2 separate regions of the Mus musculus genome follow, and region 1 is linked to region 2. A link is a loop called in an ENCODE intact Hi-C map of the cell type or tissue named here. Cell type or tissue: left cerebral cortex. All regions are shown on one strand. Links, peaks and the distances in the headings refer to the core of each region. The heading gives the core; the rest is flanking DNA. Region 1 overlaps Crppa (CDP-L-ribitol pyrophosphorylase A). Region 2 overlaps Lrrc72 (leucine rich repeat containing 72).

Region 1 (5,385 bases), core at 246-5,245, 460 kb after region 2:
TAAAGCTTTAGAAAAGCTATTTTCCTTTCCTTGGAATAAGTGTCTGAATACTGGAATTTTCCTCATGCGGTTTGTTATACTCTGATACCCTCTTCCCAGGGTTTTGAGTTATATAATCATGTTTAACTGTTAGTATTTCATCTTTTATAGACACATTTGATTTTATATTAATTTAAAACTAGTAATGATCTAAAATAGATCACCTTGTGTGTGAAAACTGACTCAGTATAACTTTAAATTTCCTTCTCAGCATACCAAGGGTTTAATGTACATTGAAAAGCCCTATCTTTGTAGAGGTATTATTTGCATTGCTTTGCTTTCTATCCCTTTAAACGGTCCACCTTTATCTCTATAAATAGAGTTGCTTCTCTTTAATGCTAAAGAAAATGATGCCCACTGAAGAAGTTAAGGAAACTTTATCCCATGAACCACTGCAGGAGTAGGCCTCCACCGCCTGAGCCTAACATGCCCCAGCAGTGGGCGCGCTGGGAAAGCAGGGAAGGGGAAGTGGGAAGTGGGAAGGATGGGAATACAGACGAGGAGACAGTGATGTCATAGTTTTTTTTTTTTTCTTTTTGTCTTCTGAGACTGTGCTCTACAAAGTGAATGGAAGCTTGATTCTAGCTGTCTGCAGTTTCTCTCCATTTGTAAAATTCAAACGCTGCTATCTGTCATATGTACTGATGGGATTTGGGTAACATTAACTTGAAGCTGGGCTTGTGGCTGTAACCCTAGCACTCAAGAGGCTGAGGCAGGCGGGTTATGAGGAGATTGAGGCTACCCTAGGCTACAAAATGGGTTTAAGGCCAGGCCAGGCCAGGCTACAGGATAGGTCTATGCTCAACAGCAATGACAAAACCAAAACTGAAACAGAAAACAACAACAAAATTATTAAGAGAGGCCTGGGCTTTTTGTTCAGTGAATTTGATAAAATTCTTGCTGGAAGCAAACCTGGCTGATTAGCTTTTCTCTAGGGGAGGTGTGGCTAAACTCAGAGACAGGTTTTGGACTGATGAGGTAGAGAGGGTAGGGGACACTGGCTAAAACTGGATGAGTCATGAGGGGAAAAGGCTGAAAAGAGAATGGCGGCTTGAGGAGGTGAAAGTCTTTGCTACTGTGCAAGCACAGGCCACCTAGTTGCCTTTTGATTTTTCTTCAGTTGGGATGACTTCTCTTTAGCATTAAAGAAAAGCAGATCCATTATAGAGATAGATATGGACAGTTTAATAGGATATAACGCAAAGCAATGCAAGCAATAATTCTATAAAAATAGGGTTTGTAAGCGTACATCAAACCCTTATCATGTGAAGAGGAAATTAAAGTTCCCTTGAGTCTGTTTAGTTCTTTTAAAAAATCCCAAGTTCAACAAAATGGCAATTCTTTGTATTTCTTTCTATTGAATATGTAATAAGGGTTTTGTTTGTTTGTTTGTTTGTTTGTTTTGTTTCTTAAACTCCAAGCCAGCCCCACTTTTCCTTTGTGGTTCTTAGGGATTGTTTCCCATTCTCCTGATTCTCCTGTTTCATTTGCAGATGACTCTTGTGTGTTTAGACCCACACTCACACATCCTGCATTGTCTTTTCATGGATGCCTTCCGGGCCCATCAGGTTAATCCATAATGGACTGGGTTGTTCTAAACACCCAAAGCCTGTGATTGGAGAATCACACCTGCACACACATGCACACACACTCACACATCAGTGACATCTACTTGCTCTAAAGTCCTCTGGTGATGACAGAGAGCCAGACTTTCTTTTGATAAAAGCTTGGCTTATGAATGTCTTTTAGTCCTGTAAAATCCAGCCCTTTGCTTTGGTGTTCCCATGGTGGCTTTTAGTTTTTAATTCAACCTGGCAAATTTTGTGTTTCTGTCTATGAACTTTGTGCATTTATATTTGGACTTATTTTGTTCACCTGGTTGTTTGCCTTTGCCGAGGATTTTTTCTTAACATTTTAATTAAAATTGTTTTCTCCCTTTTTATTATTTTTGTTACTTTTTACTTTTCATCTTCAAAACATCTCAGTTTTACCAAAAGAACGTAGGAACAATACAAGGAACTCATGCATACCCTAGAAGCAGAATTTTGTACGCAAATCAGGAAGTTAATATTGATGTGACTCCATTATTTAATCTTCAAGTAGGATCCATCTCCCTTTTTAGGTTTTGAAAACATATGTTGCAGTTTGTTTTGTCAACCGCTTTAATCTGTGGCGTATCTTTGGCCTTTCATGGGCATGCACTTGAAAAATATTATTTGTCTGTATATTCACTGTTGATTTTTGTGTGTGTGTTTATATGTGTGTTTTGCATATATAAGTTGTACGTGCAAGTATGTGTGTGTGTGTGTGTGTGTGTGTGTGTGTGTTTGTGTGTGTGTGTGTGTGTGTGTGTGTTGGGAGTATGGAAGCTATGGAGAATGTCCAATCTACTGCTCTATCCCTCTCTGTTGTACACTCTTGAGATAGGGTACCTCACTGAACTTGCAGCTAGGCTGGTAATCAGAAGCCCCCAGCTGTCATCTTCTCCTGTCATCTTCTCCACTGCCACCTACAGGCCCCTTCATACACACAGCCAGGTCTGGGCTTTTGTGCACTGCATACATCCATGCCTGACTTAAGCTACCTCCAGCGATTTAGACTCGAATCTTCCGTACTTACATAGCCATGGTTCAGTCTCCAGTAGGACAAATATCAGATAATTATTTTGTGTAAAATGGCCAGTTAGGTTTCTGTGCTGGTTAGTTGCCATGCCCCCCCCCCCCCACTCCCGCCATGTGACATAAACTGAAGACACCTGGGAAGCAGGACTCTCAACAGAGGAGAAAATAAGCCCACTCAATTTGCTTGTGGGCAAATCTGTGGGAGCATTGTCTTGATTGCTAATTAATACAGTGCCTAGCCCACTGTAGGCATGGCCACCCTTGGGCAGGTGGGCCTGAGCTGTATAGGAAAGGAAGCTGAGAAAGCTAGGAGAAATAATCCACTAAGTAGCATTTGTCTGGGAACCTCTGCCTCAATTCTCAGCTTCCTGTTTATGTCCCTCCCCTGGCTTTCCTTGACAGTGAACTGTGATGTGGACGTGTAAAGTAAATGAATCCTGTCCTCCCCCAAGTTGGATTTGGTCAGTATTTTATCCTGGCAACTGAAAGATAGTTTCCTCATCAATGACCTCAGTATGTTCATTTTCAACAAGAATGTCGGGCTTATGTGACAGTGCGCTGCAGACTGAGGTGTCCCCTACAGTCTCCTACTTTATCTTTAATTTCCTCGATGGAAATTCGATAGTAGAGTTGGTCAAATATTTTCTCTTTTGTGTGACAACTGTAGGTGTTACATTCTCTCATCCTCCTTGTGGGCTTGCCTTGTTTACCTAAATCAATGCTGCCCTCTTCTGTTACAGCAGCAGAACCAAATGGCATTAAATACGCGGTCCTGAGTGAAGTTAGTGGAAGTTGTGTGTTTTCCAGTTGCTTAATTCTCTTTGTTCTTCTGGACCCTAGCTTTTCTGCTCTAGCTTCTCGTCAGTACCCAGCTGCAAAAAAAAATTCCTGCCTCTCTCTGCGCTCTTCTGTTCCAGGGGAAGGCTGTCAGTCAAATCAAGGGCTGTTTTATGCCCCTCCCCTTTATGAAGGTGATGTCCTCCCTCATCTCTATTGGGCTTCTTGTGTGTGTGTGTTGTTGTTGTTGACTTTAGATCAGCCTCCACCCTTCATTTTTCTCTTCCTTCTCTAGTGGCATGGGAACTTTTTACAGTTTAGTGCCCCGTCGTTTTCTTTTTCCTTTAATTAAGTCATTTTGACATTCAGGATTTTCACATCATCCTTTTGTATTCAGGAGGCCGGGTTCATTTGGTCTTTTTGATCTTCTCCTTGTTTTAGGAGAAAATACTGAGACCACTGCTACTGGCTTTAGCTACCTGGAGGGTGGCCTTCGTGGTTCGTTGCCCCTTTACTAAATCTCTTCTGATTAAGAAGTTTCTCATCTTACCTCCAGACAATTTGATTTATTATCCATATTTATATGAATGTTTAAAATTAGTATTTTAACTAGCCTTCGTTTATGTCACCCTTTTTAATTAATCATTTTATTCGTTTACATTTCAAATGTTATCCCCCTTCCTGGTTACCACTCCACAGCCCTCCATCTCAGGTCCCCTTTCTCCCCTCGCCTTTGTCTCTATGAGGGTGCCCCTCCATCCACTCATGCACTCATGCCTCACCACTCTAGCATCCCTCTAACCTGGGGCATCAAACCTCCATAGACCAAGGGCTTTGCCTCCCACTGATGTGAGATAAGGCCATCCTCTGCTATATATGTATCTGGAGCTAGCAGTCCCTCTTCATGTCATCCTTTTTAATGCATTTTATTTTACTATCATTTCCCACTTTCTAAGTGACATTTTCTTTATCCAATATTGTGATTTTAAAATTTTAATTATCTTATATATTTACCTGTTATTATAATTATTTCCTGGAAAATGTTTGGTATTTTATATCCATATACTTATTTTAAGATTATTACTTTATTTTGCATATCTTCTTACCTCCTAGAGTTTTATTCTGAGGTCTGCTTTCTTGTATGTGACTCTTTTTTAATTTAAATAATATATTTATTTTTATGGGCACTAGTGTTTTGCCCCTGGAACTCTAGTCACAGATAGCTGTAAGCTGCCTTGTGGGTGTTGGGAATTGAACCCAGGTCTTTTAAGAGAGAGGCCAGTGCTCTTAATCACTGAACCATCTCTCCAGCCCTACCTACCCCCCTATGACTTTTTAGTGTAATAAATGTATTTTGCTCAACTGACAGAGACTGTTTTATTATAATTTTTTAAAAGTAGCATTTGTGTATAGTTTGGTGGCTTTAGGAGAGAAGGTTAGTTTTCACTTTTGTATTATAACTTGAAATAAATTGTCATTTTATTCCTGTCTCAATTGTTGAAGTGACAAAAATGGCTGTCAGTACAACTGTTGATCTCTCTCTCTCTCTCTCTCTCTCTCTCTCTCTCTCTCTCTCTCGCTCTCTCTGTGTGTGTGTGTGTTCTGACTAGCTAATTTAAAGCTTTCTTCATATTTAGTGTCCCGATGTTTCCACAATATTTATTTGTAGGATTTTTTATTTTCATTTTATCTACCCCAAGATTCACTGGGTTATAAAACCCAGTGTTCATCTGTTCGTGAATCTATAGAATAATTTCAGCAATACATCTTTAAAAACCATTTCCCTTTATATCTGTTATTCCTTTGTACAGGACTTATTAAATGTATGTTTGAATACTTTGTGTATTCTGAGTTCCTTACTGCCGCTCTTTGTTGTTTTCTCTGATTTTTTTGCATAATGTCCTCAATTCCTACTTTAATTTTAATAATTCACTCTCCAGCTGTATCT
Region 2 (5,385 bases), core at 62-5,061:
TGTGAGTGTAACCAAAACACTGGCTGGAAAAAGTGCAAATGATCTTCAGTTCTTCTTAAGATTTTCCCTACACCATAAAAGAGTCTACCCTCCATTGAGAAAACTGTTTTGTGTCATTGGTAATAACAATGATGGCTTATGCTTTTATTTTTATTTTTTTCCTTCACCAGATACTAGACAAGGACTTCAGGCATCTCCGCCTCTCCCCGGCCACTATTACCATACTGAATCATGTAACATGGGTGAGGGAAAGCGAAAATTACATTATTCACTGGATCAACAGGGGAAATATGAAAATAAGATGTAATATTGGAAATTAATTCGAAGGTACTTCACGATACAGGGAAGTTACAGTTATTATTGCAGTCAAGGGTTCCGAAAGCTTACAGAGCTTTCACCTCAGTTTTCTTTTTCCACTGTACCTGAGGGAGGTTTTTTGACCCGCTTTTGCTTTATTGGTAACTTGGGGTTCCAGGAGGCATCCACTCGTTTTCCAAATGCTACTGATTGAATCACATGAGCTTTTTTATGGTCAAAAATGGTAATCATGTATCTTCTCTCTTTCTCTGTAATTTCTAATAAAGGAAAAGAGAGATAATATTTAAAATTAACAAAAGCATACCGAGTCATTAAAAAAAAAAAATCTGAGCAATCTGCCTTGCCTGACCAGCCAAATCGCTGATCTCTGGTTTAGATGAGACTCTGCCTCTGATAGCACATACATGCACACATGTGTGCACATACTTCAACATACAAGTGTGCTCCAACAAACATGCATACATGCATACACACAGAAGTAGGTTTAACTTATATATGACAATATTGTTGAACCATTATGCAAGGAGATTTTAGTTATTAATCCAATCTCACAAGCACTCAGTGGATATCCTCCTGTCATAGTGGCACTCAATCCTGTGGTCTAGCACACTCCTGAGACTTTCTAGGACATATCAGCATATGACTGACATGACAACAGGAGACACTCTGCATTCCCTCACCACTGCTGGGAAGGAGATATATTCTCACGGGCAGACCTTCACAGTAACAACCCCTAAAGGATAAAGGATAGTCTTTACAGCTAGCAAGATAATGGGATAAGGGATAGATCATATGTGCTTGGGTGAATTAGGCCTCAAAAGTACACAACAGACTGCATGCATATATGTCCATATATGCACATATGAATGAATAGGCATGTGTGAGAAGTCACTGTTGAGTATGCCAATTTTAATAATATATAGAATTTCAAAGAAGATGACTTTTAGAATTTGTATTTTAAGAGATTCTCTATAAATCATTTTTGTGACAAGAAACCAAAGCATTGAGCCTGTTGTGGACATACACACCTTTAATTCCAGCACTTGGGAAGTAGAGGCAAGCTAATCTCTGTGAGTTCAAGGCCAGCCTGGTGTACAGTTAGGGCTACACAAAGAAACTCTGTCTTAACAAAAATAAAAAAAGATGAAAGAAAAGAAAAGAGAAGAGGAGAGGAGAGGAGAGGAGAGGAGAGGAGAGGAGAGGAGAGAAGAGAAGAGAAGAGAAGAGAAGAGAAGAGAAGAGAAGAGAAGAGAAGAGAAGAGAAGAGAAGAGAAAAGAGAAAGAACTCAATCAATCAAAGTGTCAGGCGGTAAACAATTTGGTGTCAAGAACAGGAGAGGTGGCTCAGTGGTTAAGAGCACTGGCTGCTCTTCCATTCACAGCACCCACAAGGTAGCTCACAACCATCTGTAACTTTGCAGGGAATCCAACATCTTCGGCCTCTGAGGGTACCAGGCAGGTCTGTAGTGCATGTACAAACATGTAAGTAAACACATATCCACATAAACAAATTAGCTGTAAGTATTCTTTCACTAGGTGTCCTGCGTTTCTTTTCCTTTCTTTTTCCTTCTCTTCTCTTCTCTTCTCTTCTCTTCTCTTCTCTTCTCTTCTCTTCTCTTCTCTTCTCTTCTCTTCTCTTCTCTTCTCTTCCCTTCTCTTTTCTCTTTCCTCTCCTCTCCTCTCCTCTCCTCTCCTCTCCTCTCCTCTCCTCTCCTCTCCTCTCCTCTCCTCTCCTCTCCTCTCCTCTCTTCTCTTCTTCTCCCTCCCTCCCTCCCTCCCTCCCTCCCTCCCTCCCTCCCTCCCTCCCTCTCTCTCCCTCCCTCCCTCCCTTCCTTTTTTTTTTTTTTTTTCCTAAAGCATTCTTACGTTTCCGATCAAGCAACTCCAGTCCGGGAAGGTGGAAGATTATATACAATCGGTAGAGGTTATATTGGGATAAAGGGTTTTGGTACAGACCTGCAAAGGAAGAACACAAAATAAGATGTCAGATTTCACAATAGTTCCCTTTACCACCTCTGAAGACAGACAATGAAGACTCAGGGACAGGACAAGGATAACCACTGCAGGGTGAGCAGCTGTGCCTGCTGTCTGGCCACAGCCTCACCACACACTTCCCTATTTAGAGCGCCACATATTTTACTATCTGTTGGATCCAGTCAGTCAAAGTTCACTGGTTGTTAATGCCCATTAGAAACAGCACTAGGTTCACACAGATCTGGCACAAAAGAGGAAACCGTTAAATGTCTATAGGTAAATTTGCCAGGGAAGAACAAGATGCTAGCTACAAAAGTCTTGAGGCTGCTTTTCACAAAAGATTACTTGGAGTTATTCTGGTCTCAGGAGTAATGGGGTTGGGTGGATACAGGTACACTGTCCTGACAGGTTTCTTCCTGAACCCCACTGTCCTCATGCTCAGAGGATGCCCATGCCAGTAGCACTTGGAGATCTCAGCAGGAGCTACACCGATGTGGATTTTATGGTTCATCTCACATCCCTCTGTAAGACTTGTGTGGCTAAGAGATGGGTAATGAACCTAACTTTGCAAGAAAGCGGTGGGGAGGAAGGGCCTCATGGGAGCAGTACCCATCCTGATACTTCTGAAGTAATCATCCGTCGTCATCAGCACGGAGGGACATTTATACAATGCTTCCGTTAGAAACTTTGAATGTTTTATTTTCTAGTGACATATTTTATCTGTGCATCCTCTGATAACATTAAATGAGAAATGAAGTTTGTGTGATTTTTTTTCAATGTGGCATCTGAAATACTTCTGAAAAAAACACATAAAGCAGAGAACCACTAGATGGCAGCAGAGCGAAGGGCTCCAGCTGCCACACAGCTGTGTCACCCAAAGAAATGTGGCTCCTTTACTCTGGTTAAATTTAAGAGTACTGTTCTGTAGACTATTCATCAAACACAGGGGCTGTTAATAAAGGGATGATAATATCAGGCATCAGAAGCCCAGAAAAACCTACTAACATTTAAAATGCATAGTTTGCAACATAAAGAAGATTGGAGAGGCATGTTTGAAAAAACAAGACTCATTAAAAATTGAAGAAAAACAAGACTTGGATGTATTCTCTGTCAGTAATAAGACATTGAGATATGGATTTTATCAACACAAGCTTTCCTGGCTATTTGAATCCTTACAGGAGCTTTAAAGGGAGATGAAGTGACAATGGCAGAGACCTGCTACACAACAAGACTAGTTAGAGGAATGAGAAAAGGTAAATGGAGATGTAGACTCAGGCAGAGTCAGAGTCAGATGTAGTCGGACAGATGTGTGTGTACTGGGGGAGTGAGGGAAAATGACAAAGAAAAAACTCCAGACTTCAGTAACAAGGACGGGAAAAAGGTCTAACGTTTACTCTTAAAGGAACTTAAAGCAGGAACAAATAATTGTCAGTACGGACGAGGTAACTGCATAGATGCACATCAAACCAGAAATAAGGACCAATCTGAAAAGGCCCACAAGAGATCACACCCCATAGCTTCAGCCACTCCTCAGGGTCATAAAAGCAAACCATGATTGTCTTTAGTGAGAATTCGGAAGGAGGAAAAAGTCACTTGCATTTTAGAGCAGAAGTCAGTTTCCCAGTGACTCTCCTGTGTAATCAGAGCTGACACCCCCCCCCCATTTATATGGTTATTAGAGCCACTGAGCAGCCACGCTGCCTGCATGTCATGCTTATGAGAAACCTCTTAGCTTCTGTCAGCTGTGGGTGTTTACTCATCGTGGTCCACATCGGCTTTCCCTCTGAGAACACTACTACTCACTTCTTTTCCTGGAATTTTCTAATCTCTACTCAAATAATTTTTTGTTAAATATTCATTATGCTTTTGTGTGTGTGTGTGTGTGTGTGTGTGTGTGTGTGTGTGTGTAGGTGTGTTCGTGCCAGTGCAAGAGTGTGTACCTGTGTGGACAACCTTAGGTATTACCCTCGGATAATCTGATCTATCTCCTTTGAGACAAGCTCTCCACTGAGCAGCCTATCACCAATTAGCCTCGTCTGGGGACCCAAGGGATCCTCCTTTCCACACTGCCGCAGTGCTGAGATCACAAGCATGCACCACCACAGTCTAGTTTTTCCATAGGTTCTAGGGACAGGACTCAGGCTCTTCTGCTTGTCAGACAAGCACTTCCCTGCAGCTAAATAAAGCACCACACCCAGATTACTGCCACATCGCTTGCGACCAAGACTTCTAGGTAGTCAAAGGCCATGCTCAGGGTGGTATATGGCCCATCTCATCTTAAACAGAAAGTATGTGGCAGAGATCAAAAGTAAATAATATGGAAGATATTTCAACCTTTTCCTTCTCTCTTCTCTAGCTCTTGCATTTTAGCAGGAAGCAATCTTACTTTCCATTCCTCCTTCACCCTCCCCCACCAACCCCCACACCATCTATGCTAGTTTAAGTATTGAACCTTTTGGATTTATGCGTTTTGGATGGCTGGTCCTTAAATTACCATAAATTAAGTTTCTGAGATATGAAATCAGTTTCCTGTGTCTGAGTGTTCTGAAAGCGTCGTGTGATGTATGGGCACATTCCTGTAGCAGCGAGGAAGCAAACTCGCTTACACTTTCGCTTTCAATAGGTTAATACTAGTTAATCCACCTTTCCCTCTAGGCTACTTACGAAGTACACCTCAGTGGCGCCAGCACTGTCTTGCTTATCTTAATTTGGAAGTCAGAGTCTAAGCAATTTACATTTACCCAATCATATATCACAATGTCTCTGCCACTGTACCGCAGCAACTTGCGTTAGATGAGTCACACGTGTGGAGGTTTCTCAATGAAAGACAAGAGGAAGACAGAAAATTATGATAGAGTCATCTAAATAATTGGCTCCTGTTGATTAAAAAAAAAAAAAAAAAGACAGACAAAGAAGAAAGAAACAAAACCCAAAAATTTTAAAGCAGAACTTAAAAGACTGCATGGAAACAGACCCAAATAGCCTTGTCTTTTTGGTTATGAGCCTTGGCCTTTAACAGCTGAGCCATCTTTCCAGCTCAAGGAACCCAAATATTCTTAAAGCACTTTAGAAAAACAAGTTGATATAGGCTGG

The links. Hi-C counts contacts between places; a loop is a spot of excess contacts. Peaks named below come from ENCODE experiments on the same cell type or tissue, not always from the same donor. Only the 100,000 strongest peaks of a DNase experiment are listed, where the experiment ranks them.
Region 1: it touches region 2 in a loop (7-fold over the local background); 37 of 42 quality-filtered maps call a loop at or near these places.

Annotation. Positions count from the first base shown.
Region 1 is chr12:36,667,790-36,673,174 of GRCm38, forward strand. All of the region lies in intron 9 of Crppa (CDP-L-ribitol pyrophosphorylase A), which reads left to right. Among named protein-coding and RNA genes, the nearest start is that of Mir5099, 150 kb to the right of the region's middle. In left cerebral cortex, for the core only: a CTCF peak has its summit at 3,391 (motif pointing left); DNase peaks (open chromatin) are centred at 2,613 and 3,376.
Region 2 is chr12:36,212,143-36,217,527 of GRCm38, forward strand. It overlaps Lrrc72 (leucine rich repeat containing 72), which reads right to left. Exons shown (of 9, transcript NM_001361098.1): 6 at 2,185-2,274; 7 at 423-575. Among named protein-coding and RNA genes, the nearest start is that of Gm40390, 35 kb to the right of the region's middle. In left cerebral cortex, for the core only: a CTCF peak has its summit at 3,131 (motif pointing right); a DNase peak (open chromatin) is centred at 3,129.